Regions from separate parts of the Homo sapiens genome. Here all the other regions are linked to region 2. The links are chromatin loops, found by intact Hi-C in ENCODE. Cell type or tissue: PC-9. All regions are shown on one strand. Region 1 has its middle 29 kb from the start of C7. Region 2 overlaps PTGER4 (prostaglandin E receptor 4). Region 3 has its middle 56 kb from the start of LINC00603. Region 4 has its middle 58 kb from the start of LINC02104. Region 5 has its middle 80 kb from the start of LINC02104. Region 6 has its middle 130 kb from the start of LINC02104.

Region 1 (5,000 bases), 190 kb after region 2:
TGGCTAGGGTTAGACCGCACTGGCTAAACAAATTCCGATTGGCTAATTTAAAGAGTGACAGGGTGAGTGGTACGGTGGGAAAAATGGTTATGGCAGAGTGGAAATCTGAATGAGTCAGGGTGGGGAATGAGTCAGGGCAGAGCAGGTAATCAGAGTGAGTCAGGGTGGAGCAGGTAATCAGAATGAGTCATGGTGGAGCAGGTAATCAGAATGAATCAGGATGGAGCAGGTAATCGAAAAAGATTGCTTTACGAGGAAATTAAGTTTAAAAGTAGAAGGCAAAGAATTGAACATACTGACATACTGATTCTTTGAAGAGAAATTCAGAACTCATATCTAACAACTCTCAGGCTACATCCCAGATTATGATTTAAATAATAATCTCAACGTGAATGATACCTGGAGGTTACTTGTTCACCTAAAGTTTGAGAAGCACTGGCATGTAGTCAGTAACTATTAGCCCTAATCTGTGCCTCTCTGTAATGCAACTCTAATGTACCTTATTTACCTAATTTCTTTCTTTCTTTTTTTTTTTTTAGACGGAGTCTCGCACTGTTGCCCGGGCTCTAGTGCAGTGGCGTGATCTTGGCTCACTGCGATCTCTGCCTTCCGGGTTGAGGCCATTCTTGTGCCTCAGCCTCCCGAGTAGCTGGGACTACAGGCACTTGCCACCACGTCCAGCTAATTTTTTGTATTTTTTAGTAGAGACGGGGTTTCACATGTTAGCCAGGATGGTCTCAATCTCGTGACCTCGTGATCCGCCCGCCTCGTCCTCCCAAAGTGCTGGGATTACAGGTGTGAGCCACAGCGCCCTGCCTATTTACCTAATTTCTAGAGAAGTCAAATTATTCATTGATGGCCTTCCAAACACACCCAGAGCTGTACCACTCCTACCTCTGAAATACCTTTTCTCTTCTCCTTCAAATATCAAATTATTTCCTTTTATTTTAGGTGAAGACTTTTCAGAGCATCATACTCGCTGGAGACCTTTTTTTCTCTTCACTGCCTTGCACTGTTACCTGCTTAGGTAATTCTTTCCCCACCCCTTGAGGAGGGAGGACATTCTCCTGTGTGTCTTATTACCCTTTTTCAAGATGTAGGCCTTTAACATAATAGGTTTTTATTATATATGTATGAGGCTTCTATTTCATTGTTTCCTAAACAATATTATTCTAAGTCTTGGAGTAGTTCCCTACAGAACTGCATAAAATAATATTGATTGGGCCGGGTGCGGTAGCTAATGCCTGTAATCCTAGCACTTTGGGAGGCTGAGGCAGGTGGATTACTTGAGGTAAGGAGTTGAGACCAGCCTGGCCAACATGGTGAAAACCCCGTCTCTACTAAATATACAAAAATTAGCCGGGTGTGGTGGCGCATGCCTGTAATCCCAGCTACTTGGGAGGCTGAGGCAGGAGAATCGCTTGAACCCGGGAGGTGGAGTTTGCAGTGAGCCAAGATTGTGCCACTGTACTGCAGCATGGGCAACAGAGGGAGACTCCATCTCAAAAAAAAATTGATTGAATGCTTGTTACATTCTTATGTTCCAGTGTGCTGCGTACATTTAAATAATTTATCTCGTTTAGTCTTCACAGTGGTCTTGTGGGTGGACATTGCCATATGATTTCACCTACAAGGAAACGTAGACTTCAAGATTAAGGGACTTGCCCAAGGAGCTGAAATTTGTAGCGAGTTCTCTAATTCCCTACCTGAGCACATTCCATCCCCTCACGGTTCCTCTTTCTGTAAGTGTGTGGAGGTTTCCTCCTCTTGTTCCTTAGTGCTTTGCATTTTATGATCGTGCATCACTTTAAGAAAAGAGAAAATAAAAATGGGAACAATCTATATATTTTCAGATAATCTGGGTCCAAAATTTAGGAAAACATTATTATACTGCCACCTTCTGGATCTTTTGAATACTTACACATTAATAACGGATATCTGAAACCAGGTCTGTCCAACTCTTTCAAATCTCGTGGTGACATATTACATTTTGTTTATAATTATTTTTCTTTAAAGACAGAGACAGTAAAAACATTTCTTTAGTGAATTGAGAGAGTTCTTCTCAACTTAATACATATCAAATATGGAGGATAAAATTAAATGTATTCAGAGGTTGGTTATTATTTTTGTTTGTAGAGGATGGAGAAAAACGTGTACAGTTAAACTTTACTAGTAATTCAACAGCCACTTTTTTTTTTTCGGAGACCAGAGTTTTATTATTACTCAAACCAGTCTCCCTGAGCATTCAGTGAGCAGAGTTTATTTATTTTTATTTTTATTTTATTTTTGAGACCGAGTCTTGCTCTATCGCTCAGGCTGGAGTGCAGTAGTGCTATCTCGGCTCACTGCAACCTTTGCCTCCCATGTTCAAGCGATTCTCTGCCTCAGCCTCCTGAGTAGCTGGGCTTACAGGCGCCCACCACCACTCCCAGCTAATTTTTGTATTTTTAGTAGAGACCGGGTTTCACCGTGTTGGCCAGGCTGGTCTAGAACTTCTGACCTCAAGTAATCTGCCCGTCTTGGTCTCCCAAAGTGCTGGGATTACTGGTGTGAGCCACCGCACCTGGCCCGGAGCAGAGTTTTTAAGGATAACTTGGTGAGTGCGGGGAAGCCAGTGAGCCAGGAGTGCTCATTGGTCAGAGGTGAAATCATAGGGAGTGGAAGTTGTCTTCTTGGGCTGAATCAGTTCCTGGTTGGGGGCCACAAGATCAGTTGAGCCAGTTTATTGATCTGGGTGGTGCCAGCTGATCCATCAAGTGCAGGGTCTGCAAAATATCTCAAGCACTGATCTTAGGAACAGTTTAGAGAGGGTCAGAATCTTGTAGCCTCCAGCTGCATGACTCCTAAACCATAATTTCTAATCTTGTGGCCAATGTTAGTCCTATAAAGGCAATCTAGTCCCCAGGCAAGAAGGAGATCTGCTTTGGGAAATGGCTGTTACCGTCTTTGCTTAAACTATAAACTACAAACTACAAAGTTTCCCCTAAAGTTAGTTCAGCCTATGCCAGGAATGAACAAGGACAGCTTGGAGGTTAGAAGCAAGATGGAGTTGGTTAAGTTAGATCTCTTTCACTGTCTCAGTCATAATTTTGCAAAGGAGGTTTCAATCCCTCCCTTTGGGTTTTATAACAACTTAATCTTCAGGTCAACAGCCACCTTTTGGCCGTTAGGTTCAACCTCTTCCAATTACAGTTTTTAAGATTAATGTTAATAAAGGTGTGGGTATAAAAGCACATTCACTGCATGTGAGGGTATAAATTATTATTGCCTTTGGGGAAAGCAATTATATTTTATTCATAAAAAATAAAAATAAAAGCCAGGCATGGTGGCTCACCCCTGTAATTCCAGCAGTTTGGGAGGCTGAGGCAGGTGGATCACTTGAGGTCAGGAGTTTGAGACCAGCCTGGCCAACATGGTGAAACCCCGTCTCTACTAAAAATACAAAAATTAACTGGGTTTGGTGGCTCATGCCTGCAGTCCTAGTTCCTTGGGAGGCTGTGGCAGGAGAATTGCTTGAACCCAGGAGGCAGAGGTTGCAGTGAGCTGAGATCATGCCACTGCACTCCAGCCTGGGCAACAGAGCAAGACTTCACCTCAAACAAACAAACAACAAACAAAACCATGGAACTTTTGACCAAGAAAATTTACTTTATGAATTCTACTTACGTATGTTCTTTTTAATGTCTGTAAAAATGTATATATGTAAAAGATGTACAATTTTACATTGTTTATAAAAGATTAGGAAAACCCAGAATACTTAAGAAAATGATGATACTATGCTTATGCAATGTCATTCTATGCAAGTGATGTGGTTTTGCTGTGTCCCCATCCAAATCTCAACTTGAATTATATCTCCCAGAATTCCCATGTGTTGTGGGATTGACCCAGGGGAGGTAATTGAATCATGGGGATTGGTCTTTCCTGTGCTATTCTCGTGATAGTGAATAAGTTTCACAAGATCTGATGGTTTTATCAGGGGTTTCTGCTTTTGCTTTTTCCTCATTTTCTCTTGTCGCCACCATGTAAGAAGTGCCTTTTACTTCCCACCATGTGGAACTATAAGTCTAATTAAACCTCTTTTTCTTCCCAGTCTCTAGTATGTCTTTATCAGCAGCATGAAAACAGACTAATACAGTAAATTGGTACTAGGAGTGGGGCGTGGCTGAAAAGATATCCGGAAGTGTGGAAGCAACCTTGGAAGTGGGTAACAGGCAGAGATTGGAACAGGTTGGAGGGCTCAGAAGAAGACAGGAAAATGTGGGAAAGTTAGGAACTTCCTAGAGAATTGTTGAATGGCTTTGCCCGAAATGCTGATAGTGATATGGACAATAAAATCCAAGCTGAGGTGGTCTCAGATGGAGATGAGGAACTTGTTGGGAACTGGAGCAAAGGTGACTCTTGTTATGTTTTAGTAAAGAGACTGGTGGCATTTTGCCCCTGCCCTAGAGATTAGTGCAACTTTGAACTTGAAAGAGATGATTTAGGCTATCTGGTGGAAGAAATTTCTAAGAAGCAAAGCATTCAAGAGGTGACTTGGGTGTTGTTCAAGGCATTCAGTTTTATAAGGGAAGCAGAGCATAAAAATTTGGAAAATTTGCAGGCTCTGTGATAGAAAAGAAAAACCCATTTTCTGGGGAGAAATTCAGGCCAGCTGCAGAAATTTGCATTAGTAACAAGGAGCCTAATGTTAATCCCCAAGAACATGGGGAAAATTTCTCCAGGCCATGTTAGAGACCTTCACAGCTGTCCCTCCCAATCACAGGCCTGGAGGCCCAGGAGGAAAAAGTGGTTTTGTGGGCCAGGCCCAGGGTCCCCATGCTGTGTGTAGCCTCGGGACTTGGTGCCCTATGACGCAGCTGCTCCAGCTGTGGCTGAAAGGGGTCAACGTACAGCTTGGGCTGTGGCTTCAGAGGGTGGAAGCCCTAAGCCTAGACAGCTTCCATGTGGTGTTAAGCCTGTGGGTGCGCAGAAGTCAAGAATTGAGGTTTGAGAACCTCTGC
Region 2 (5,000 bases):
ATTCAAATCCAGCTACAGATCTTGTCACTTATTGGAAAGCGTTACTGTTTTGACAGTCCATTACTAAATCTAATCAAGAGTTCAACATTCTTTCTTCAACATTCCCTGCAAACAAATTATTAAGTAGGAAGTACATGTTTTTGATACCATATTATTAACTATATCCCAAAGCTACCTCTAAGCTACAGTTTTCAAATTATTGATACCTTCCACACTGGGCAAGCTTCCACATATGGGTTGAAAGAAAAAGTAATGAGAGCCAACATATCTGTTATACGATAGGCACTGTACTAAGCACTTTAATAATTTGTACATACGTTATAAGGGCAGAGCCAGGATTTGAACAGAGGCTTGTTTGCTTCCAAAGCTTGGGCATTTATCTCTACAGCATATAGCCTCCTTACAGCTTTCTTGTCACCACATCTTCTTCTGAACTTATTGCATTTCCTCAAAGTTATGTTCCACTGCTCCTGAGCCCTAATCTCTAATCATCCTAAAAAAAAGTGTGAATAACATAATTTAAAAAAAATTAGGTGGGTGTGGTAACATGTGCCTGTGGTCCCAGCAACTTGGAAGGTTGAGGCTGGAGGATTGCTTGAGCCCAGGAGGTTGAGGCTGCAATGAGCCATGTTTGTATCACAGCACTCCAGCCTGGGTGACAGAGTGAGACCCTTTCTAAAAGAAAATAAAATAATTTAGAATACTGTAATATGCCAATATTAACAACAAACCACATGTACACAGCAGGAGCTACTAGAAAAAGACTTAAAATTGGAAGAAAGGAGATACGTTGTTTGTATTCAGTGAGTTTTTTTGTTTTTGTTTTTGTTTTTGTTTTTGTTTTGAGACGGAGTTTCACTTTGTGGCCCAGGCTGGAGTGCAATGGCGCAATCTCAGCTCACCGCAACCTCCACCTCCCGGGTTCAAGTGATTCTCCTGCCTCAGCCTTCCAAGTAGCTGGGATTATAGGCATGCACCACCACGCCCGGCTAATTTTGTATTTTTGGTAGAGACTGGGTTTCTCCATGTTAGTCAGGCTGGTCTCAAACTCCTGACCTCAGGTGATCCGCCTGCCTCAGCCTCCCAAAGTGCTGGGATTACAGGCATGAGCCACCATGCCCGGCCATATTCCCTCCTGACTCGGAGGTTCAGTTTTATCAGCAACACACTCTTCCAACACTGAAAACTGCCTGAACTTGTTTAATTATGTAAAATATAGGGCCTGTTGGACAAGAATTCCGAAAAGTGCTTTCACCCCCTCACGAGACATTGAAGCACTACTCCGGATGTCCCCATCTCAACTGGGGTTGTCCCTGCCCTCTTGGAAACAGCAAATCAAGTAGCCTACTTAAAGTGAAGCAGAGGTTGCTCTATGTTTTCAAACATTGCAAGATGCGTGGAGTTTTTGTTTGTTTTGTCTTTTTTCTTTCCCTACTTGAAGTAAGTCTCAATTGAAATACGCTGCAAAGTAAAACTCATATTGATTCTTTTCAATCTAACCAACTTTTGAGGATGTTTTTACCTGAATTTGGACTTTTGCTTTTTAAACTCATACTTTTACTACCCTGTGAACTCCCCTTTATTGAAAAGACATTGAATGACCAGGTTCAGTGGCTTGTACTAATTGTAAACTTTTCCTCCCCCATGGAAAACTTTAAAATAGAGCATACTTTTAATATAGCCTCCTTTCATTCCCTCCTATACTAGTCGAAATCCATTGCTGCTGTGGATGAGATGAGGCACAGAAATGATTCTTTCCTTGCCTCTCATCACCTTTGATTATGAAAACCTATTATTAATTGTTTTACAACATTCCAACCTTTCTAAAAGGCCACAGAAATTTTAAAATGCTAACTCCTAATGTACTTCTTTGAATGGCTATAAATTCCATTTTAACTATTCAAAAATTTTCTTCCTTTCAGTAGTAGCCATGTTTCCTTTGAGGTTGTGGTAGGAGAAGCAACCAGCAATAAAACATTTTCAGTGTCAAAAATCTCAGAAACGTCAGGTTCAGACTTAACCAAAATTCTGTTCTGCGAGTCTCGGAGATGGCTTTACACAGTGCTTGTTAGGGAGGTAGTATCAGAAACTCTCAAGTGGAGCAACACTGCCACCTGGAGGCTTGAAGGCTCAAGTTCGCATAAACCCGGCCGTAGGTCTTTTCCAGAGACCACACACAGGACTTGATACTAACAGATTTAACGCCATCATTTCTTCTACCCTTAGGAACGTAGTATGTGATGTGAATAAAATATAGACCTCATGCTTTTTACCAACAATTCCATTGTCAGGAAATAATAATTAAACAGAAAGCCAGACTGGTAGAACAGAAAAGGCAACATGGAGGTCCAGACCAGACTCTGCCACCAACAGGGTGGGGGACATCCTAAGTTCCTCAAAACCTCTGGGTCTCAGTAACAAATACCTCATCTGAGAAAAGGCCTGTAGAGTTGAGGGAACTGCTGAGTTTCCAGGCATAGCTGAAGACCTCAAAGCTTATGGAAGGAAGAAACCAAGATGCTTTATTTTACTTTCTGTAAAGATTTTTTTTTAAATCAAGTATGCTTTGCCTTGATACTATCATTTATCCCAGCGTAGTTTCTAAAAGTATTTCAAGAGGCGATATTACACACTGCTGTTCATTCTAGTTCATTCTTGATTTAGCTGTCTTCCATATAGGAAGATATTAATTTCATCTTGGTTAGAGGCATGTCACTATTTTATTCTCTGAGATTTACAGGCCCATAATCCCATATCCAAAATATTTACGGGCAGATGAGTTTCAGAATTCAGAATTTCTTGGCTTTTAGAAAAGTAATCAATAATATATTGCAAAATATGTAATATCCCCATCAGAACTGGAACAGTAATCCTGGACCAGAACATAGGAATATTCACTCTAAGTGGAATAAATTGAACTAAATGGCTTCACAGTCTGTTCAGTTCAGTTTTGCTGCCAAAATAAGTTTAGGTCAGATTTTGCAATGAGTGTAAGTTCTCAAAACAAAACAAGTGAATAACAACAAAACAATAACAAAGGAAATGAACAAAAATCTTTTGAGAGAGGATCAGAGACCTATAGCTAATTAAGATCTAAATTCCAGTTAAGGAAGAAAAAGAAATGCAGTTCTACCTTACTGATCCAGTATCATCCAGGAGTAAGTTTAATATAAGCTTGATTTTGCAGATTAATGAAATGTATTTCTTCGAATATTTTAAAGATTCAAAGAATCTTTAAAGGAAGAAAAAAATAATTCTTCCTTCTTTTACCCAAATTTTACCCAAATTGTTGAAAATCTTTCTATAATATCCTGACCCAAATATTGTTACATCTAGTAAGTGCCAAAGGAACACATGCAAATGGTCAATGAATCGCCTTTTCCGTTGTGAACTGACTCAGCCTCAACTAAACTGTCCCTGTTCCAGGTGATTCATACACCATGAGTCATTCATTGTTACGCTGTATATAGTAAGGCAGCAACATCCTCAAGTCTTGTTAGAGATATTTGCCCCTAGTTAAATGGCTCCAGCTATGCTTTTGTTAGTTCTTTCTCCTTTTTGTGGTTTTTATGTATCTTCCTTGACTGTGAGACTCAACCTCTTCTCCCTAACCTAAAATAATTACTAAAGGCAAGAAATAATTACTAAATAATTACTTAAGATATATGGCAATTATTTTTATTTCTATACTACTATTTCTATTTCTATTTCTATGTGAATTACCACTACTACTATTTCTATATTAATTACAGATGAGATTTTTATATAAATGATCCCAGTGGAATTAGAAGTAATATCTAGGCAAAAAAAAATCATAATACTTTAAGAGTAAATTTGAGGCTGAACATGGTGGCTCACTCCTGTAATTTTAGCACTTTGGGAGACTGCAGCGGGCAGATCACTTGAGCTCAAGAGTTAGAGACCAGCCTGGGCAACATAGAAAGACCTCATCTCTACAAAAATAATAACAGTTAGCCAGGCATGATGGCACACACCTGTAGTCCCAGCTACTCAGGAGGCTACAGCAGGAGGATTGCTGGAGCCTAGGGGGTCAAGGCTGCAGTGAGCAATGATTACACCACTGCACTCCAGCCTGGGCGACAGAGTGAGACCCTGTCTCAAAAATATATATACATGTACATTTAACAAATGCATTTTCCCCTAAGGATTAAAATGATCATGTAAGTTTACACAAATTCATGCTCCATTCGCTGAATCATTTGAAGTTCCCAGATGTTGACATATCATTTCATTCTTCCATGACTTTGCACATGGAGCTACCTCTATTTGAAATGTGATGTCTTTCCTTCTAAATTTAGCAAATTCTCATTCATCCGTTGTGATTACTATAACTGGGGAACAGAGTCATAGAGAAAATAAAAACTATTCTCTGGTCATTCTGGGTAACAGGAGATCCTGCTGTTGGTGTAAAACTTTTCAGCATATTCTTTCTAGACTAGAATAAAAGAATCTTGGCCTTATTCTGGTGATTAGATGGTTAATTGACTTATAAAATGAGTTTCCTTTAAATTATGTAAAATGACAGCTGGAATAAGAAATCAGTAGCTTTTGGGGGAAAAAAGTTACTTCATTAGAATTACAAAAACTTAAAAGCACTCACAGAAATGAAGTTAATAAAGTGCTTCTCAAGAACACTTTATACATATGTGACCTGCACTCACATTGCATTTTTGTATACTGTCTTTGCTCTAGGGAAGATAATCATAAGATAGTTACAAAAATATTAAAGCTATACGAACTCAGAACATGTAATTGCATTTTTGCAGTGACTGGTTTTTATTTTTTTATTTTTTATTTTTAAACAGATTCTTGCTCTGTTGCCCTGGCTGGAGTGCAGTGGCATCATCTCAGCTCACTGCAACCTCCACCCGCCGCATTCAAGCCATTCTCCTGCCTCACCCTCCTGAGTAGCTGGGATTATAGGCGTGTGCCGCCACACCTGGCTAATTTTTGTTTTTTTGAGACGGAGTCTCGCTCTG
Region 3 (5,000 bases), 580 kb before region 2:
GAATTTACTACCTGACTCTTTGCCTTTGACTGTCCCCACTGGCCCTTTACCTCAAGGTTCAGTGGGCCTGGTGTTAGGTAGGGCATCTAGCTCTGCTAAAGGAATCACCATTCATACTGGTCTCATTAATTCTGATTCTGTTGATGAGATTAAATTAATCACATCTGCCAAGGTTCCTGTTTCCATTCTGGCTGGTGAGTCAATCGCTCAATTGCTTTTACTACCTAATATCATTTTAAACAAAGGAGATAAGACACGTGGCCCTGGGATGGGCTCCAGAGGTGAAAAGGCCGCTTATTGGATTAATGTAATTTCTAAACAAAGGCCCACCTGCACCATACACATTCAAGGAAGAAAGTTTGAGGGCCTAGTAGATACTGGTGCTGATGTTTCTGTTATTTCCTCTAGTTTATGGCCTTCCTCTTGGCTTAAACATCCCACTAACATGGGACTAGTAGGTGTTGGAAAGGCCGAGGAAGTTTATGGGAGCACATTTATCTTGCCTTGCACTGGCCTTGATGGTCAAAAGGGTACAATTCAGCCCTATATCATGACAATTCCTATTAATATTTGGGGTAGAGATTTACTGGCACAATGGGGGGCTGAAATTAATATTCCACATAACTCTTATAGTGCTCCCAGTCAGCACATGATGGAAAATAGGGGGTTTGTTCCTGGACTCGGTCTTAGTCCAAAGCATGAAGGGATTACTAAACTCCTCCCAGTTACTATAAAAGAAAACAGGTTATCCTTTTTAGTGGTGGCTGCTGCCACACCTCCTGATCCTATACCTTTACAGTGTAAATCTGACACACCCGTTTGGATTCAGCAGTGGCCACTTTCTAAAGAAAAACTGGAGGCTTTAACTCACTTGGTTTCTGAGCAGTTACTACTTGGAAATGTGGAACCTTCTCTTTCCCCTTGGAATTATCCTGTGTTTCTAGTAAAAAAGAAATCAGGCACATGGCAGATGGTAACCGATTTAAGGGCATTAACGCTGTAATTAAACCTATGGGGGCCGTCCAACCTGGCATGCCTGCCCCTGCTTTAATACCTAAAAATTGGCCTCTCATAGTTATTGATCTTAAAGATTGTTTTTTTCATATTGCTTTACATAAATAGGATTGTGAGAAATTTGCTTTTACTGTACCATCTATCAATAATCAGGAGCCTGCAGCTCGTTATCAATGGAAAGTACTTCCTCAGGGAATGCTAAATAGCCCTACAATCTGCCAGCTTTATGTTGGACAAGTGCTTTCACCAGTTCGAGCCCAATTTCCTGAGGCCTATATTCTTCATTATATTGATGATATTTTAATTGCTGCCCCCACAGATAAAGAATTAATTGACTGTTACCAAATTTTGAACCGCTGTGTTACAGAGGCCGGATTACACATCGCTCAGGATAAAATTCAACAGACCACTCCTGTTCAATATTTAGTAATGGTGGTCGATAAACAATGTATTCAACCTCAAAAAGTTCAAATTAGGAGAGATTCTTTAAAAACTTTAAATGACTTCCAAAAACTTTTGGGTAACATTAATTATTTAAGACCTACTTTAGGCATTCCGACCTATGCATTGTCTAACTTGTTTTCTACGCTGAGGGGAGCTTCCGATCTCCACAGCCCCAGGACTTTGACCCCTGAGGCTTTACTAGAACTGGAATTCATAGAGGAAAGAATCCAGACTGCCCAGTTATCTAGAGTAAAGCCGTTTCAGCCTTTTCAGCTTCTGGTTTTTGCTTCATTACACTCCCCTACTGGACTAATAATTCAACATAATGATTTAGTGGAGTGGTGTTTTCTTCCTCATACTGTGTCAAAAACTTCATCTGTTTATCTAGACCAAATAGCCATATTAATTGGACAGGCTCAGTGCAGAATACTTCAAATTTCTGGATTTGATCCAAATGTAATTGTAGTTCCTTTAAATCAGCTCAAAGTTCAAGCTCCCTTTCAACATTCTGTACTGTGGCAAATTCACTTGGCTGATTTTATTGGCTTATTGACAATCACTATCCAAAAAACAAATTGTTTGATTTCATACAAATGACATCTTGGGTGGTTCCTCAATTAACCAAAGATCAATCCATTCCTGAGGCCATTGTTCACTGAGCCATTGTTCACTGATGGCTCCAGTAATGGCAATGCTGGTTATATAGGTCCTACAGACAAACTTATTTCTACCTCTTATACTTCTGCTCAAAAGGTGGAGTTAATTGCTGTGATTACTGCCTTACAGGATTTCCCCAAATCTTTCAATATTGTCTCAGATTCTGTTATGTTGTACATGCCACTAAAAATATAGAAACTGCTACTATCAAACATATCGATAATTCTGAATTGGCTTCTTTATTTTCAAGGTTACAACAGGTGGCTTGCCAATGTAGACACCCTTTCTATATTACACATATTAGATCTCATACCACTTTACCAGGATCCATGTCTGCCGGTAACCATAAAGTCGACTGTTTGGTCTCTTTTACAACCCAAGAAGCTCAGGAGTTCCATAATCTCACTCATGTCAATGCTGCTGGATTAAAAGATAAATTTTCTCTTATCTGGAAACAGGCTAAGTTTATTGTTCACAGCTGCCCTCAGTGCCAGGTCTTCGTACTTCCAAATCAGGAAACTGGCATTAATCCTAGAGGCCTAACTCCTAATGCTTTATGGCAAATGGATGTGACTCATGTTAGCTCCTTTGGCAGACTGTCATATGTGCATGTCTCTGTAGATACCTTCTCAGGTTTTATCTGGGCTACTTGCCAAACAGGGGAAGGCACGGCCCATGTTAAAAAACATCTGTATTCTTGCTTTGCAGTTATGGGGCTTCCATATCAAATAAAGACAGACAATGCCCCTGCATATGTTAGTAAGGCTTTTGATACATTTATGCAACAGTGGGGAATTTCCCATATTACTGGAATCCCTTGCAATCCTCAGGGACAAGCTGTGGTGGAATGGGCCAATCGCACTTTAAAAACCCAACTGTCCAAACAGTCTGAACAACCAAAACATGATTTAACTACTCCCCACTTCCAATTACATTTGGCATTGTTTACTTTAAATTTTTTAAATGTTCCTAAAGATAATATTCTAACTGCAGCTGAATGCCATTATACAGGCAAAAAATTCTTCTTAAATGAAGGCAAGCCAGTGTTATGGAAAAACTCCCAAACCAATACCTGGGAACCTGGCACAATTATAACGTGGGGAAGAGGATATGCTTGTGTTTCACCAGGAGATCATCAATCCCCTGTGTGGGTACCCACCAGAAGACTCAAGCTTCGGGTGAATACTGACAATGAAAACCACAGAGGAAAGACGTCTGTGTCAGAGACTGCCCTCAGACATGGTGAGATCTGTGCCAACTCCTCAGAAACAGGCACACCAAATCACAATGGGTTTAAATCAATCCTCCCTGATGGCAATGAAGACCCATCTAACTAATCCCACTTCTAATTACCTTTCTTTTTCTCCTTACAAACCTAAAAATCTCACCGTTTCTATTAGCCTTAAAAAAAAATCCCTCTGTTCTTCCCTTCCTCCTTCAGCACTCAATCTCACTTACACTAGGTTTTATTTAATGATTCTCCTCCTCATACTTTCTGTCTCACCAGTTTCCTCTCACACTGATTTACCTGCTACACATGATTATTCTTATTGGGCTTATGTGCCTTTTCCTCCACTTATTCGACCTCTCACCTGGATAGATGCTCCTGCAGAAATCTACACTAACCACAGTGTGTGGATGCCTGGAGGCACAGATGACCATTGCCCTTCTCAACCAGGAGAAGAAGGCACTGCATTTAATGTTAACATGGGTTACAAATATCCCCCTCTGTGCCTCAGACATGCACCTGGTTTTATGCATCTAGAAACTCAAATCTGGGCTGCTTATCTTCCATAAAGATCAGCTACAGATAAAACAGGACATTTGGTCTCTGGCCTCTCCCTTTCTCCTTTAAAACAAATGAAAGGAGGAGTAATGGGAGATAACTCCATATTTTCAATATAAACCTGCAGGAAAACCATGCCCTAAAAATTTTGAGGGCCCATCTAAAACTTTAATTTGGGAAAATTGTGTTAACTCACATGCAGTAATATTAAAAAATGACTCATATGGTTTAGTAATAGACTGGGCACCAAAGGGCTATTTAAAAAACAATTGCTCCTCTGGTGGAAGGGAATGCCTGGAAGCTACTTATTTTATTTCTTATCAGGAGAATGAGAATCATCATTCTACTTTGCATAGGAGGTTCAACTCATTCTTTCCCTTAAAATGGGAAGATAAAGGCATTATCCCTGCCAGGCTTCGTATGATACTCCCCATTCTGAGCCCAGAACACCCAGAACTTTGGAAATTGGCTATTGCCATGTCTGGACTGCGAGTATGGGAAGGTAAAACTATTCTGTCTGTTGTCCCCACTACCGTCCCACTCTCTCTCAGTATCAATGTAGATCCAGACATTCTGCTTTACTTTCCTCCAACCTGACTGTTCCTATACAGAGTAGTGTTAAGCCCCCTTACATGCTGTTAGTGGGAAATATCAAAATTTGGATGAACAATCAAACTGTCCAATGCATTAATTGTCATTTATACACTTGTATTAACTCCCCTTTTGACTCCAGGAAAAGTGTAATGTTGGCTCAAGCTCGAGAAGGAATCTGGATTCTGGTAACTTTACCCAGACCTTGGGAATCCTCCCCCTCAATACATTTAATTAATAAAGTGCTACAGTGAATTCTAAAAAGATCTAAGAGATTTGTTTTCACTTTAATTGCTGTTATCATGGGCCTAATTACTGTCACTGCAATGGCCACCACTGCCAGAATGGCATTACACCAATCCATTCAAACAGCTCATTTTGTTAATGATTGGCAAGCCAATTCCACCCAAATGTGGAAGTCTCAACAAGGCATCTATCAAAAATTGACAAATCAAATTAATGATTTACAAAAGTCTGTTATTTGGCTTGGAGATCGGGTGATGAGTCT
Region 4 (5,000 bases), 1.1 Mb before region 2:
TTTTCTACCTAACATTGGGAAAAAGGTAAGAATGGCCTTTTCACTATATCCATTGAATGTCATATTAGGGTAGCTAATACTAAATAAAGCAAGAAAAAGAAATGAAAGACATAGATATTGGAAGGAAAGAAAACTGTTTGCAGACAACAAGATCGGGTACATAGAAAACTCTAAGGAATCTACAAAAACTAATATACAACTAATAGGCACATTCAGCAATGTTGCAAGTTACAAAGTCAATATATAAAAATTAGTTGTAGTTTTACATATTTGCAATAAACAATTGAAAATAGAAGTAGAAATACCATTCATTATAGCATCAAAGAACAAGAGATACTACGGAATAAATTTAATAAAAAACATATCAGACATGGGCTGGGCGTGATGGCTCACGCCTGTAATCCCAGCACTTTGGGAGGCCGAGGCGGGTGGATCACGACGTCAGGAGATCGAGACCATCCTGGCTAACACGGCGAAACCCCGTGTCTACTAAATATACAAAAAAATTAGCCGGGCGTGGTGGCAGGCGCCTGTAGTCCCAGCTACTCGGGAGGCTGAGGCAGGAGAATGACGTGAACCCGGGAGGCGGAGCTTGCAGTGAGCCGAGATCGCGCCACTGCACTCCAGCCTGGTGACAGAAAGAGACTCTGTCTCGAAAAAAAAAAAAAAAAGGAAAAAAAATCACACATGGATAACAAAAACTACAAAATATTGCTAAGAGAAACTAAAGAAAGCCTGAACAAATGTATAGAAATATCATGTAATGAATAAGAACATGGAATACTGTTGAGCTTTAAATTTTCCTAAAATTGGTACATAGATTTAATGCAACCTCAATCAAAATTCCAGCAGCATTTTTTATAGAAATTGATATGATAACTCTCAAATTTACATGAACGTAAAATCTTGAAAAAACCCAAAACACAGTTGTAGGACATACAGTGCCTAATCCTAGGACTATAAAACTATAGTAATCTAGACTGTTTAAGAAAAGACTTATAGATCAAAGGGACAAAAATAGAGTTCAGAATTCAAACTTCACATATGTGTTCAATGACTTTTGACATAAATGTAAAAATAATACCATGGGGAAAGGAGAGTTTTTTTCAACAAAAATTGCTGCATCAGTTGTATATTTTTGTGTGAAATTTTTGAATCTCAAGCCTTATCTCACACTATACATCTAAATTAACTCAAGATAAATCGTAGTCCTAAACAGAAAATCCGAAGCTAAAAATATCATATCAGAAAAGATAGACACACAAATATTTGTGATCTTGGATTACAAAAATATTTCTGAGATAGGACACAAAGGAAAAAATAATAAATTTGACTTCATCAAAATTAAAAATTTGCTCTTAAAGAAACAATTAAGAAAATAGAAGGGAAAGCCATTGACTGGAAGAAAACTTTTGCAAAACGCATGTCTGATAAAGGATTTGTACTCAAAAACTCAATAGTAAGAAGATAATTGCAAAATAGGCAAAAGCTGTATCAATGTCAGGGAAGATGTAAGAACAGCAAATACGCAAGTGAAAAAATATTCAACATTATTAGTCATTAGAGTGATTAAAATCACCAGAGTTGAATAGATCAAGTATTTGCAAGAAGATGGGGCCATTGGAGCTCATCTTTGTTGGTGGGAATACAAAATAATACAATCAGTTTGGGAGTTTGTAATGATAAACATTGACTTTACCATCCAACCTAGCAACTCTCTGGCTGTTTATCCTAGCAACCCTTTTTCTAGGTATTTATCCCAGGGAAATGAAAACACGTGTCTGCACAAAGCCTTGTATGCATACTTACAGCAGCTTTATTCCCAGTAGCCAAAACCTAGAAGCAAGTCAAGTATCCATGAAATACTAATCCACAATAAAAACGAATGAACTGCTGCTATACAGAATAACATGGATGGATCTCAAAATTATTATGCTAAGTAACAGAATCCAGACACAGAAGACTACATCATGGTATGGTTTCCTTTACATAAAATTCTAAAATGAAAACCTATAGTGGCTAAAAGTTGATCAGTGGTCTTTAGGAGTTAGAGGTTACTAGGGTTTGGGAGTGGGGACAAGAGACGTATGAAAATGGGCACATAACACGTTAGGGTGATAGAAATATTCTGATTGTGACTATGGTTAACCAACTGTATACAGTTGTCAAACTTATAAAATTGTACCTTTAAAAATGATAAATTTTACTGCATGTAAATTATACATAAAAATCTAATTAATTTAAAAATAGCTAATAAAAAGTCTTTAATAATACTGTTGTAAGCCTATGTGGGACTCACTGCTACCTGTTGTATGAGTTACACAATTTTAACAATCTGCTCAGGTCACTGCTATTAGCTAGTAATTGTTATGTGCTTACTACATAGCAGGTACTGCTTTGAGTGATTTTACAGTTTTTGCTAATTTAATCTTACCAACAACCCTATGAAGGAAATAGTGTTATCTCTCTTTGACAGATAAGGAAAATGATTACAAAAATTTTAATTAACAGCTAGTAAGTGGAAAATGTATATTTTGAAAGAGGCATTAGAGACCAGATTCTTAACCACTATTATATATTGAGAGGTAAACATAGAAAATGTTACCTGTCAATATAATGCACTATGACTAATCTTAGGTGAAGGGTATATGCAAATAAGTTCACAAATTCAGGGAGGGGGAGGCTTGGCTTGGGAAGACCTTATTGGAAAAAGTAATTCTAGTTCTGAGTCTCACGAGATGGTAAGAATTTGAATTGTTAATTAGTGTTAAAAATGTGATGTCACTGAAAGTCACCTGACATTAGATAACACACTTTACTCCCCATCACACCAATTGTTTTATTCTTGGGCTCAATGATATAAATGATGTTAGTAATAAGGGATGAAGCACCATAGTCTCTTATAAGCAAAGGCTGTATCAATTTGTTAATTGTAATTTTGTGTGCTTTAAAATCAAAGATCATTCTTACATGAAGCTCTAAAATCTCTTATTAGATTCAACATTAAAAGCCATATTTAGAAAGAGTTTTTGAAAAATTGAAAGAAAACACTTCACACTTAAAAAAAAAAAAAGACTTAAAATGCAGTTCTCAATAATTCCAGCAGATGGCAATACAATCATTGTTAAAAAGTTAAGTTTTGCCATCAAAGTGGAAAAAAAGGGCAAATGAAAACAACCTATATCCTTTTTTATTTTGTTTTATTTTATTTTATTTCTTTTGATTTTTCTCCTCTGTGGTCAGCCCTTTTTGGTTGCTAAAACAATTCTATACCTAATGTTTTTAAAGCTACATAGCCTGCTAAGGACCTAATTATGACCTCCCTTAAATGCCAAGATAGAGATACTAATCTGTTTTTTTAGTATTTTTAAGTGTTAAGAACACTTAACATGAGTTTTACCCTTTTAACAAATTTTACAGTGTACTACACAGTATTGTTAACTAGAGGGATAATGTCGTAGACATATCTTTATTCTGTAGAGATAGATGGCTTTGAGTAAGGGATGACTTGGTCAAAATTGTTCGTTAGAAAAATAACTCTGACAGGGAAAGGACAAGTGGAAGGATGTAAAAGAGAGGAGTGTTTGTTAGAAAACAGGAAGAAGGCAAGGGGAAGATCCCGAAGAGTGGTAATGGGAAAACTATGGCTTAGATGAGGAAAATAACTGTAGACACAGAAGGGAAAGAACTGAGCAACTAATTGGATGTCAGACATTCAAAAGAACAAATAGCCAAAGATAACTCCAGTATTTTAATCTGGTTTAGGGGAAAGCTAACCAGAGTATAACAGGAGAAAGACTGAGCTTGGACCAAAGGGAGTATTTTCAGGTGCCCTTGTGCATCTACACAGATTTAACTTAGCAGTTGACAATTGGGTCTCCTGTTTAGATTAAGAAGTAAAATTTAAGAGAGACATAAACACAGAGTGGATATTTGTGGCCTTAGGAGTAGATAAGAAAGTCACAGAGAGATAAAGGCCAAAGTCCTAAGAAACGTCTAGATAACGCTTGCATTTAGGAGAAACCAATGATATGGTTAAGTTTAACAGAATTCTCAGGTGGCTGTAGTGTCTTAGGAGGCTGCAGAGAAGGATACGTGGAACAAGAGTAAGGAATATTTCAATAAGTTTGAGAAGATGATTGGAACAGAGGCCATTGGACTTTAAGAAAATTAATGGGGTAGAAAGCAGATTACCATGAGAAAGGAGTGGAGAGATTGTAAGAAAGTCTGAAATCTCTTTTTAAAAGTTTGATAGTCAAGGGAAGAGAAAGGAAGAAATCATTCCCTTCCAGTAGTTTGACTAGACAGCAGGAAAGGGGAAATCTTTTTTTTTTTTGAAACGGAGTCTTGCTCTGTCACCAGGCTGGAGTGCAGTGGCATGATCTCGGCTCATTGCAACCTCTGCCTCCCAGGTTAAAGCAATAACTCCTGCCTCAGCCTCCCCAGTAGCTGGGACTACAGGTGCGCCCCACCATGCCCAGCTAATTTTTGTATTTTTAGCAGAGACAGGGTTTCACTATGTTGGCCAGGAAGGTCTTGATTACTTGACCTTGTGATCCGCCTGCCTCGGCCTCCCAAAGCACTGGGATTACAGGCGTGAGCCACCGCACCCGGCCTGGAACGGGGAAATCTTTATACAACAGAGGGCCATGAGCATGATTGTGTCTGTGTGAAGGAGACATTTGAAATTATACTAAAGTTGTTTTCTTTTTTTTTTCTTAAATAACATGTAGATAATTTAATGAAATGGCATAGCTTCATTTAACAGAAGTTTTGTGGATTTAAGAAAAATTAGACATATAATTTTAAAGCATATTTTGCAACCTTTCTCATTATTCATTATTCATCCTGTGTCTGCTTGGCTCCTCTCTGCTGCTGATGTCTGAAGCTTTGGGACTATAAGAGTTAGTCATGCTAATTACATCTGTTCTCAGCATCCAAGATCTTCTGATATTGTGGCAAGTGATAAGTCTGAGGGGGCTGTTGTAGAGTCAACCAAG
Region 5 (5,000 bases), 1.1 Mb before region 2:
CTAATCTTCTCTGCTTGTCTTATTTCAACAAGATAGTCTTCGAGCTCTGAAATTCTTTCCTCCACTTGGTCTATTTGGTACTTCCTCCACTTGGTCTATTTGGTACTTCTTTCCTCCACTTGGTCTATTGATACTTGTGGTTGCATCGTGAAGTTCTCGTGTTGTGTTTTTTAGCTCTATCATGTCATTTATGTTCCTCTCTAAACTGGTAATTCTGATTAACACTTCCTGTAATGTTTTATCATAGTTTTTAGCTTCTTTGCACAGGGTTAGATCATGCTCCTTTAGCTCACTGAAGTTCATTTTTATCCATGTTCTGAAGCCTACTTCTCTCAGCTCATCCATCTCATCCTCTGCTCGGTTCTGTTTCCTTGCTGGAGAGTTGTTGTGACCATTTGGAAGAGAAGATGCACTCTGGCTTTTTGAGTTTTCCATGTTTTTTCAGTGATTCTTTCTCATCTTTGTGACTTTATCTAGCTTCGATCTTTGAGGCTCCTGACCTTGGGATGGGGTTTTTGTGGGGTCTTTTTTGTTGATGTTGTTGTTGCTTTCTGTTTGTCTTTTTAATAGTCAGACCCCTCTCCCATAGGGCTGTGCAATTTGCTTAGGATCCACTCCAGACTCAATTCATCTGGGTCCCTCCTGCAACTGGAAGTATCACCAATGGAGGCTGCTGAACAGCAAAGATGGCTGCCTGCTCTTTACTCTGGGAGCTCCTCCCAGAGAGGCTGATGCCAATGGAACGCTTCTGTATAGGTTTCTGGTGACCACTGTATCTGGTGTCTGGTGACCCCTCTTGGGGGAAGGTCTCGCCCAGTCAGGAGGCACGGGTTCAGGGGCCCGTTTAACAAAGCACTTTGATTGCCCCTTGGTGGAGGGAGTGTGCTGTGCTGGGGGGGAATCCCACTAATCCAGACGGCCCAGATTCCTCAAAGCCAGCAGGGGAAAGACTAAGTCTGCTGACCTGTGGAGAACATGGCTGCCCCTCCCCCGCAGGGGCTCCATCCCAGGGAAATCAGAGTTCTGTCCATAAACCCCTGGCTGGAGTTGCTGAAATTCCTGCAGGAAGGCCTCACCCAGTGAGGAGGGATGGGTCAGGGTCCAGCCTAAAGAGGCAGTCCGGCTATTATCTGCCACAGCCACTGTGCTGCGCTCTGGGGAATTCCTCCTGGGTCCAAGTCTCCCCTGCACCAGCAGGGGACGAACAGCAGATGGGAGCTGCAGTGGTGGCACCCGCCCCTCCCCGCGGGAACTTGGTAGTCTTAGGCAGTCTCCAACTGAGTGGCTGCTAAGAATCTACACAGCTCTGTGCTTGAGATCCAAGGCCCTGGTGGCATGGCTTACGATGGGGGTCTCCTCATTAACAGGTTGCACAGATCCGTGGGAAATGCGTGGTTTCCTGGGCAAGGTAGCACAATCACTCACCACCTGCCTTGGCTACAGTGGGAGCTCCTCTTGCCATGCGGCTCCCAGGTGGGCCATTGGTCCACCCCGATTTTCCTCTCTCTCCATGGGTTGCACCAACTGTCTAGTCAGTCCCAATGAGAGAAGTTGCTGGTGTAGGATTCACTCGCCATTTTTGTTTTCAGTGGGAGACTCTGACCACAGCTGTTTCTAGTCAGCCATTTTGGCCCCTCCCGGATTGCTAGTTTTGAATGAACTTGTCAGAGTTAGAAATCATAGTAAGCTAAGTAGTTTACATAAATGTGACTGCAGATAAAATTTTAATTTCAGATTTTCGATGCTAGCAGCATTCTCACAATGATCAAGAATGATATTTGCTACTGGAGTCACATTACTCAAGTTCAATATGAATCGTATTTAGAGAGTAGATTTTGGTACAAGAAAAGACAACCTCTTACTGAGCTTGTAGTGTATTCTAGACGCTGTGCTGAGCGCTTTGCTGTATTCTGTTACTTAACCCCGTGGAGTAAGCACTACTGATAACCTTGCTTACAGATAAAGGAATGGTGGCTCTGAGAAGCACACAGCTAGTAAGTGACAAAGCAAGGGGTCAAAGGTCAGTAGGACGTCAGAACTCTTGCTTTTAATCATGACTCAGTCTTGCCTCTCTAGTGCTTGGGCAATAAAGTTTTAGAGATGAAATATGTACAAATTAAAGAATTTAATGCAAAAACTGAAATCATCTTGCAGTTACCTATTTTTACCCCTAGGTGACACTTTTGCATTTAAAAGGTAAACTACAAATGGCAACTGAGAATTAGATTAATTTGGAAGTAAAACACTTAAAAAAATATGTATATATACATACAAATGTATATGCTCATGGCTGTGTGAATTTCGAGTAATGATAAAAATTGCCCTCAGAAGGTACTTTCTGTTAACTTTCCTATATGTGTTATAACATTAATTGCTCAAGTTTATGTAAAGTGTTTTTTATGGAACATCTGTATCAGAAAAGTTGGGTGTTTAAAATACAGATTTCTGCTTGGGCTTTACCTCAAACTGAAAGAATCAGAATTTGTGGAGGTGCAGGTCCAAGAATTTGTATTTTTGAACAAGCACCAAGTGATTCTTCTACATAATACAATTTAAGAACCATTGCTTAACTGTGTAATATCTAAATCTTCCTGTCATTAGAGTCAGTTGGGGGAAATTTAATAAAATACAGTTACCTCATCCCCACTCAGAAAAATCTCAGAATTTCCAAGGGCACAGCCCAGGAATTTAGGTTAAAAATGCCCTGATTCCAATGTATAACCAGGGTTGCACAGTGGAGAAGCAGGCACGGTGGTATTCACTTTCCTTCAGTGGTCGTGACCACTTTCCTTCAGTTTGCTAGAATTGGAGCCACTGCTGACACAATTTTATCTGATTACACTGTCTACTGCATTTGCTGCTTTCACTTAAAGCTATATCTATATACATCCATACATAATATACCTTTTATGGTGTAGTGTTGTTTCATTATGTTATTCATGTTTATTGCAAAAAAAATCCCATGCATAAATGGAAAGATGATAACAAAGGCTATTTCCCACAATCCAGAAAAAAAACTACTTTCAATTTGATATCCTTCTAGTCCTTATGTTTTCTGTTTATTTTTACTTAAAAGATTTTGTGAAAATATTGGGATCATACCATGTAGACAACTTTATATACTGCTATACAACATCTTTTATGAAAATTTCTTCTGATCGCCAAAAATTCTCTGAAAACAATTTGCACTGGCTGCCTACTCTTCCATTGATTGGATACACCATAATAAAAACATTCATTCTTTTTCACATGGTAAGTCATTTATTTATAATAGTTAAATGGCCAATATTACAGTAAATAATAATTCAATAGCATTTTATATTGTTTAATTTAATTAGTGATGTGCTAGTTTCTTAGAAAATAGCTTTATGCCTTAGGAGAAAGGTCAAGGAAAAGCTGCAACTAGGTCATTTATTTTTTATTTTTTGTTTTTTTTTTGAGATGGAGTCTGGGCTCTGTTGCCCAGGCTGGAATGCAGTGGCGCAATCTTGGCTCGCTGCAACCTTCGCCTCCTGGGTTCAAGCTGTTCTCTGCCTCAACCTCCCGAGTAGCTGGGATTACAGGCGCCTGCCACCACACCTGGCTATTTTTTTTTTTTTTTTGAGATGGAGTCTCTCTCTGTCGCCCAGGCTGGAATGCAGCCGCGCGATCTCGGCTCACTGCAAGCTCCGCTTCCCGGGTTCACGCAGTTCTCCTGCCTCAGCCTCCCGAGTAGCTGGGGCTACAGGCGCCCGCCACCAAGCCCGGCTAATGTTTGTATTTTCAGTAGAGACGGGGTTTCACTGTGTTAACCAGGATGGTCTTGATCTCCTGACCTCGTGATCCGCCCTCCTGGGCCTCCCAAAGTCCTGGGATTACAGGCGTGAGACACCGTGCCTGGCCTTTTTTTTTTTTTTTTTTTTTTTTTTTTTTTTTAGTAGAGATGGGGTTTCACCATCTTGGCCAGGCTGGTCTTGAACTCCTGACCTCGTGATCCACCTGCATTGGCCTCCCAAAGTGCTGGTATTACAGGCGTGAGCCACCGTGCCCAGCCAGCTAGGTCATTTTAGATGTACCCCTGGCTCTGAGTTAGCACTAAATGCACATGTTCTGCTGGTGAAATGTCCAGGGTACCATCTATGTTACTAACTAGCATCATCTTACCAATAAGGGACAACTTTCTCACAACCTCTGATTGAGTTTCTTCTTCCACGCCCTTTGTATATAATTTTCATGACATAATAAAAATAATAATGTAGTTGAGATAGACAAATAGTTGACTACAAAATTTAACTACTGCTACAGAATGTTACCTGAATCCTAACCATAATAGCTTTATGTATTCAGCATTTTTTTTTTTTTTTGAGACAGGGTCTCACTCTGTTGCCCAGACTGGATGCAGTGGTGCAATGTCGGCTCACCACAACCTCTGCCTCCCAGGCTCAGGCAATTCTCCTGCCTCAGCCTCCTTAGTAGCTGGGATTACAGGTGCACGCCACTACTGCCTGGCTAATTTTTGTATTTTTAGTAGAAATGGGGGTTTCACCATGTTGGTCAGGCTGGTCTCAAACTTCTGACCTCAAATGATCCACCTGCCTTGGCTTCCCAAAGTGCTGGGATTATGGGCATGAGCCACTGCACCAGCCTATCAGATCTTTAAACACCTCCAATGACGATCTTTATTTATCATATTATGGATACACGTCTTTTCACACACATGTTGCAAATATTTCCCAGTACATTGTTTTTCTATGAACTTTGTTAATTTTTAAAAATTTTTGACCCAAAAGCTTTTCATTTTGACTCGGCAGATTCAATAATCTTTTTATTTTCAGCTTTTTCCCTTGTTGTCATGAGATAAAAGATTGCTTCCTATCTCATGGTAACCTCCAGTTTCATCTATGTTCTTCTCCAATATTGTATTAGAAAATGGTTCAAACATAGAAAACATGAAGAAATTTTACAGTATAAATCTATATCCCCACCATCTAGATTCTACAGTAATATTATACTATACTGAC
Region 6 (5,000 bases), 1.0 Mb before region 2:
TTAGTGCATAGACTCTGAGAAAAGTGGGTTGGAGGACTGAAAAATGAATCAGGGTGGCTGTGGAGCAGTGAGGGAGAGGAGAGTGGTAGGCAGGAAGTCAGAAATGTAGAGGAGAGACAGAATATATAGAAACTTGAAGCCCATGGAAAGAAATCTGAACTTTATTTTAAGAACAATGATAGCTTTTAGAGCACTTTTAGTAGATAACTAATACTTGACATTATAACAGATCATTCTGGTGGTCATGTGAAAAATGGAATATAAATGATGAGAATGCTTAAATGTAAAATTGGACATTTTGGAAGTACTTTATTAGAGTAAATTTTTGTTCATATTAGACAACCTAAAGGAAGACTGACTTATTAACAAAGCAGCAATTTCTCATGTTAATTTACTTTAAAAACAAATAAACTAATGAAATAAAATGAAATAAAGTAATGAAGTAATGAAAGTTAATTTACTGTAAATACAAAATAAATAAAGTAATGAATAAGTAAAGTAATTTTAGGTTAATATTTATTAACCTAAAAATTAAAACGTGTTAGAAAGTTCAGGCCACTTTAGACTCATTATTTCTGGCTCAGGAGGGCCTACAACAAGATTGTATTCAAAATCAAAGATGGCTCAAAATGCTTTGGCAAACTTGATTAACACAATAAAAAAGGCAAAGGACATGTATCAGTGTTCCAAGAAAATGAAGATATTTTCTGTAATAAATAAGGTACAATTAAATATAATAGTAATAAAAATAAGAGAAATGGTTTTGATGTATGTTTCCTTTTCAAAAGAAGAGATTTATGATAGAAAACTAAGCAAATGATAAATTTCCCTGTTTAAGAAAGAGGTGTCTACCTTGCCCCATTTGACAAATGACCAGGTGGTATAAAGGAGAGAGACTCCCTAAAACACTGTCCACATTCACAAGGTAGAATAGGAGAGACTGAAGGGAAAACGTAAAACTTACTGAATTTCAGGTTTTTTCAGGCTACATGTCATGCCTGAAAAATTTTTGCCAGCTTAATCACACTGAACTTCAATTGTATAAATTGGAAATAATACTGCCTTCCTGAACATAATTATAGAACTCTTCTGTGTACCAGATGAGGTAATGGTGTTCTAAAATTCACGTAGCTTTAGAAAATGTAGTATATCATTACTATTACACAGTTGATTATCTTCTTGGAAGGAAAGATCCACAACGACATGAAATTTGTTTTATGACATGTCAAAACATTTTAAAATATAGCATTAAAAAAGTACTGCCTGGAGAATAGGAGATAAAAATGATAACAGCTTATATAAATCAAGCATTTTCTTTATGCCAGGCACTAGGTTAAATAGTTTTCATGATTATATAATCACGTCCTCACAATATGGGCTATTATTGTTCTTCATTAGGAGGAAATTGCAGCTTAGAGAAGTTATGCAACTTGCCTAGGGTAAAAGTAAGTGTTGGTAATACATGGTGGCTCTTGAATTTAAGCCAAGGTTAGTTTGACTCCAGAACTTGAGCCCTTCTACTATACTGTCCTACTACTTCTCCAATTTCAAATCTGAAATTTGATTAAACTAATTGTATAAAAATCATGGAACTGGCCATTGGTGTCGCTTTGAAAAAGAATTGTTAGCTCCATATAACAAAAAATTAAGAAATGTTATTGCCTATCACAACAGTGCCTCAAATCTGACTCAGATATGTATAAGCACATTCTTTCTGGGTGTAGGGGAGGCAAGGACATAGATTGAGCCTCATGGCTACATGTAGATTTTTGTCAAGGGCCTTGCTTTGGTTGGAAGTTGTTGGTTCTCAGGCTTGTTATATTATTACAAATAATTCATTCAATAACTGACTAAAAGCAAGCCTTGCCTTAAATGCAGCAGCAATGACTATGTCACGAACCACTGATTATGACTAATCTAAAATCCAATTCTTTGTACTTAATGCCAGCAAAATAAAGAAAATAAAAGAGAAAATTAAATCTGAGAGTTCCCAGTTCAAGAACTTTTAAAAACACCCTTCTAGAAGCATCTGAGGAGATGACATTCTTTTTCCCCAGTGTGTGGCACTCTTCTTCCAGTTAAGCCACCTGACCCACTGCCCTTCTCCAAGTTCCTGTGTTACTTCTCAGTCTCACCTGATGACTCATCTTGACCGGAGTCTTTTTTTTTTTTTAAATGGAACCTTGCCCCGTCACCCAAGCTGGAGCACAATGGCACGATCTTGGCTCATTGCAACCTCAGCCTCCCGGGTTCAATCGATTCTCTTGCCTCAGCCTCCTGAGTAGCTGGGATTATAGGTGCCGCCACCACTCCTGGCTAATTTTTTGTAACTTTAGTAGAGATAGGGTTTAACCACGTTGGCTAGGCTGGTCTTGAACTCCTGACCTCATGATCCGCCCACCTCAGTCTCCCAAAGTGCTGGGATTACAGGTGTGAGCCACCACGCCCGGCCTAGTCTTTTTGTGAGAGGTCAGTGGTGAAGTTTCTTTCTAAAATAGAAAATGTCTAGCACATTATTTTATTAAAAAACTTTGAAGAGAATTTAGGTAACTGGATTTGTGAGGAAGTTTTGAATGATCAAGTTTTTTTTTTTTTTTTTTTTTTTTTGAGACAGAGTCTCGCTGTGTGTCACCCAGGCTGGCATACAGTGGCACGATCTTGGCTCACTGCAACCTCTGCCTCCTGGGTTCAAGTGATTCTCCTGCCTCAGCCTCCTGAGTAGCTGGGATTACAGGTATGCGCCACCATGCCCGGCTAATTTTTTGAATTTTTAGTAGAGACAGCATTTCGCCATGTTGCCCAGGCTGGTCTTGAACTACTGAGCTCAGGCAATCTACTCGCTTCGGCTTCCCAAAGTGCTGGGATTATAGGCGTGAGCCACTGCGCCCGGCCTGAATGATCAGGTTTTAAACATAGAGAGAAAACTAAGTAAAGGGGAGACACAATGGCCATGGATCAACCCTCTTGGCGGAAGTAGGACGAAAGCTCCTATACTAATTGACTAAATGTAGGGTATGGTTGCTGGCATGTGGCCCTTCCTCCTAACCGGCAGTCAGCAAACCTGAACTTTTGTTTTCACCTTTCTTTGAACTAACTCTGTGAGTTAGAAAATGATAAACAATCTGAGTTTAGGTTTTCCTTATCTTTAAAATCAAGAAGTTTGAGCAGATGATAGCTTAGCTTCTTTTTTTCACAGAGGAGAGAGAGAGAGAGAGATTCTTAAACTACTTTAGAATATTGAATTATGGGCTGATTTTATATAAAACTATTTTCACTTTGCATATTGTTGAATATGGTACATACATATTCATATGTATACATATTGTTGAATATGTATGTGTCATATTCAACAATATGATTTGGGTGAATACTGAACACCCATAAGATGTATGACTGAATCTCACATGAAGACAGACTTTCTGCTTTGAGGGTTTATACTACAAAAGTCCTCCCTAAATAAGTTGCTGTATACGTGAATCAAATGCACATTCACAAATATCTTTTGTTCAACTGGGTTCCCTAGGCTCTCTGAATATGCCTCATCCCTGTCCTTTTCTGTTTCTGTTTTCACTCACTTCACTCCTTTCTAACTCCCCTTTACACCTCCTTAGAATATTGCAAATGTGAGTCCTTGTTCACTCAACTTGCTTGAAGCAAGATGACTGAACATAAACTGTAGTCAGTTGGCTTTATTCTTTATTCTCATTCCATGTGATTCCTCTGCCCTGATTGAGGGCTGAAGGAGATGTGGAATGCTTCCATTTAAACAAAAGATGTGTTTTTGTTTTAGATTTTGCAGCCAGTATGACTCATGGTGGTCATAATGGAAAATATATGTCTGTAAGACTCAAAATAAGCAAGATAATTTATGGCTTATGTTTAACATTAATTGCTTCCTTTTTTGCAATAACAATGTGAGAAAGATTATTAAGATATTTATTTTATAAGTGAGAAAACCGAGGCTCAATGAGTTAAATAAGTTGGCCATGGTTGCACTGTAAGTGAATAGCTAAACCAGAATTATGGCCAAGTGGGTGCATACCACACCCTCTGCTTCTTGAAGTTTGTTATCAAATTCCCTATACATGTCTTAGATTAGTGATCAGAAATAGAACACATCTAAGCCTCCAATGAACCCTCATGCTCCCCAATCAAAACAAAAGATTTTAGAAAGACAACTTATTTTTACTGTTGAATTATCAGAAGAAAATTGTTTGCATTATTTATTTGACTAATATCCTAACTTGGTTTCCCTACATAGTTGATGAAACTACTTCCTGAAGCATTTCATTGAATTTAGTGTTATGATTATGTAAATGAATCACTTTTCATGTCTCACTAATATCAGTAGCAGGGTGAATTCATCATAATCATAAAAAATTCTAAAGCCAAATGGCATGCTAAGAGAATTGAACATAACCATTTTTTATACCTTTATTGCTTTTACCTTTAATAATGATTTATCTATGAATAAAAACATATATGCTTTATGTATTTCAAGTAGTAAAAACTCAAATTAATGGGGGCAAAGACAGCAACAAAATAATGCCCTAGAAGACTTTTTTTTCTTTTTTTGAGAAATATCTAAATATAGTTTCAAGATAACTTCTTTACTATGGTTTTGGCCCAAATTACCAGTTATTAATTGTTCTTAACTTTCCTTTCTGTTTTGTATTATTTCCTTATTTTGAACTCTAATTCCTCAAGGGATGAACTTAGATATATATCATGAATGTTCAGTTATACCTGCATCAGTCTTTTGGGCAACTATTCTAATGTGAAACTAATGGTACATGATAGTACCAGGAAGATGAAGATTACCATAATTAGTGCTGTATATTATCAAAGTATAAATGCATAAGAATCAAATGGGATTCCTACAAGACTGGAATGCAGTGGTGTAATCATGGCTTACTGCAGCCTTGAACTCGTGGGCTCAGGCAATCCTCCTGAACTGGTATTACAGGTGCACAACAGCATGCCTGGCTAATTTTTATTTT

The links. Hi-C counts contacts between places; a loop is a spot of excess contacts. Peaks named below come from ENCODE experiments on the same cell type or tissue, not always from the same donor. Only the 100,000 strongest peaks of a DNase experiment are listed, where the experiment ranks them.
Region 1: it touches region 2 in a loop (11-fold over the local background); 16 of 110 quality-filtered maps call a loop at or near these places.
Region 3: it touches region 2 in a loop (7-fold over the local background); 4 of 110 quality-filtered maps call a loop at or near these places.
Region 4: a loop joins it to region 2, with 13 times the contacts of the local background. A loop is called at or near these places in 78 of 110 quality-filtered maps.
Region 5: a loop joins it to region 2, with 7 times the contacts of the local background. A loop is called at or near these places in 12 of 110 quality-filtered maps.
Region 6: it touches region 2 in a loop (7-fold over the local background); 3 of 110 quality-filtered maps call a loop at or near these places.

What each region holds. Positions count from the first base shown.
Region 1 is chr5:40,877,690-40,882,689 of GRCh38, forward strand. No RefSeq gene overlaps it. Among named protein-coding and RNA genes, the nearest start is that of C7, 29 kb to the right of the region's middle. RefSeq lists an enhancer at 1-775. In PC-9, CTCF peaks have their summits at 1,886 (motif pointing left) and 2,085; a DNase peak (open chromatin) is centred at 1,872.
Region 2 is chr5:40,686,220-40,691,219 of GRCh38, forward strand. All of the region lies in intron 2 of PTGER4 (prostaglandin E receptor 4), which reads left to right. Among named protein-coding and RNA genes, the nearest start is that of PTGER4, 8.8 kb to the left of the region's middle. In PC-9, CTCF peaks have their summits at 2,146 (motif pointing left) and 2,361; DNase peaks (open chromatin) are centred at 2,102 and 3,442; H3K27ac peaks cover 2,022 bases.
Region 3 is chr5:40,106,283-40,111,282 of GRCh38, forward strand. No RefSeq gene overlaps it. Among named protein-coding and RNA genes, the nearest start is that of LINC00603, 56 kb to the left of the region's middle. In PC-9, no CTCF peak of the experiment used is centred here; no DNase peak of the experiment used is centred here.
Region 4 is chr5:39,575,972-39,580,971 of GRCh38, forward strand. No RefSeq gene overlaps it. Among named protein-coding and RNA genes, the nearest start is that of LINC02104, 58 kb to the left of the region's middle. In PC-9, CTCF peaks have their summits at 3,110 (motif pointing right) and 3,310; no DNase peak of the experiment used is centred here.
Region 5 is chr5:39,597,854-39,602,853 of GRCh38, forward strand. No RefSeq gene overlaps it. Among named protein-coding and RNA genes, the nearest start is that of LINC02104, 80 kb to the left of the region's middle. In PC-9, CTCF peaks have their summits at 2,164 and 2,372; a DNase peak (open chromatin) is centred at 2,088.
Region 6 is chr5:39,646,870-39,651,869 of GRCh38, forward strand. No RefSeq gene overlaps it. Among named protein-coding and RNA genes, the nearest start is that of LINC02104, 130 kb to the left of the region's middle. In PC-9, no CTCF peak of the experiment used is centred here; a DNase peak (open chromatin) is centred at 2,122.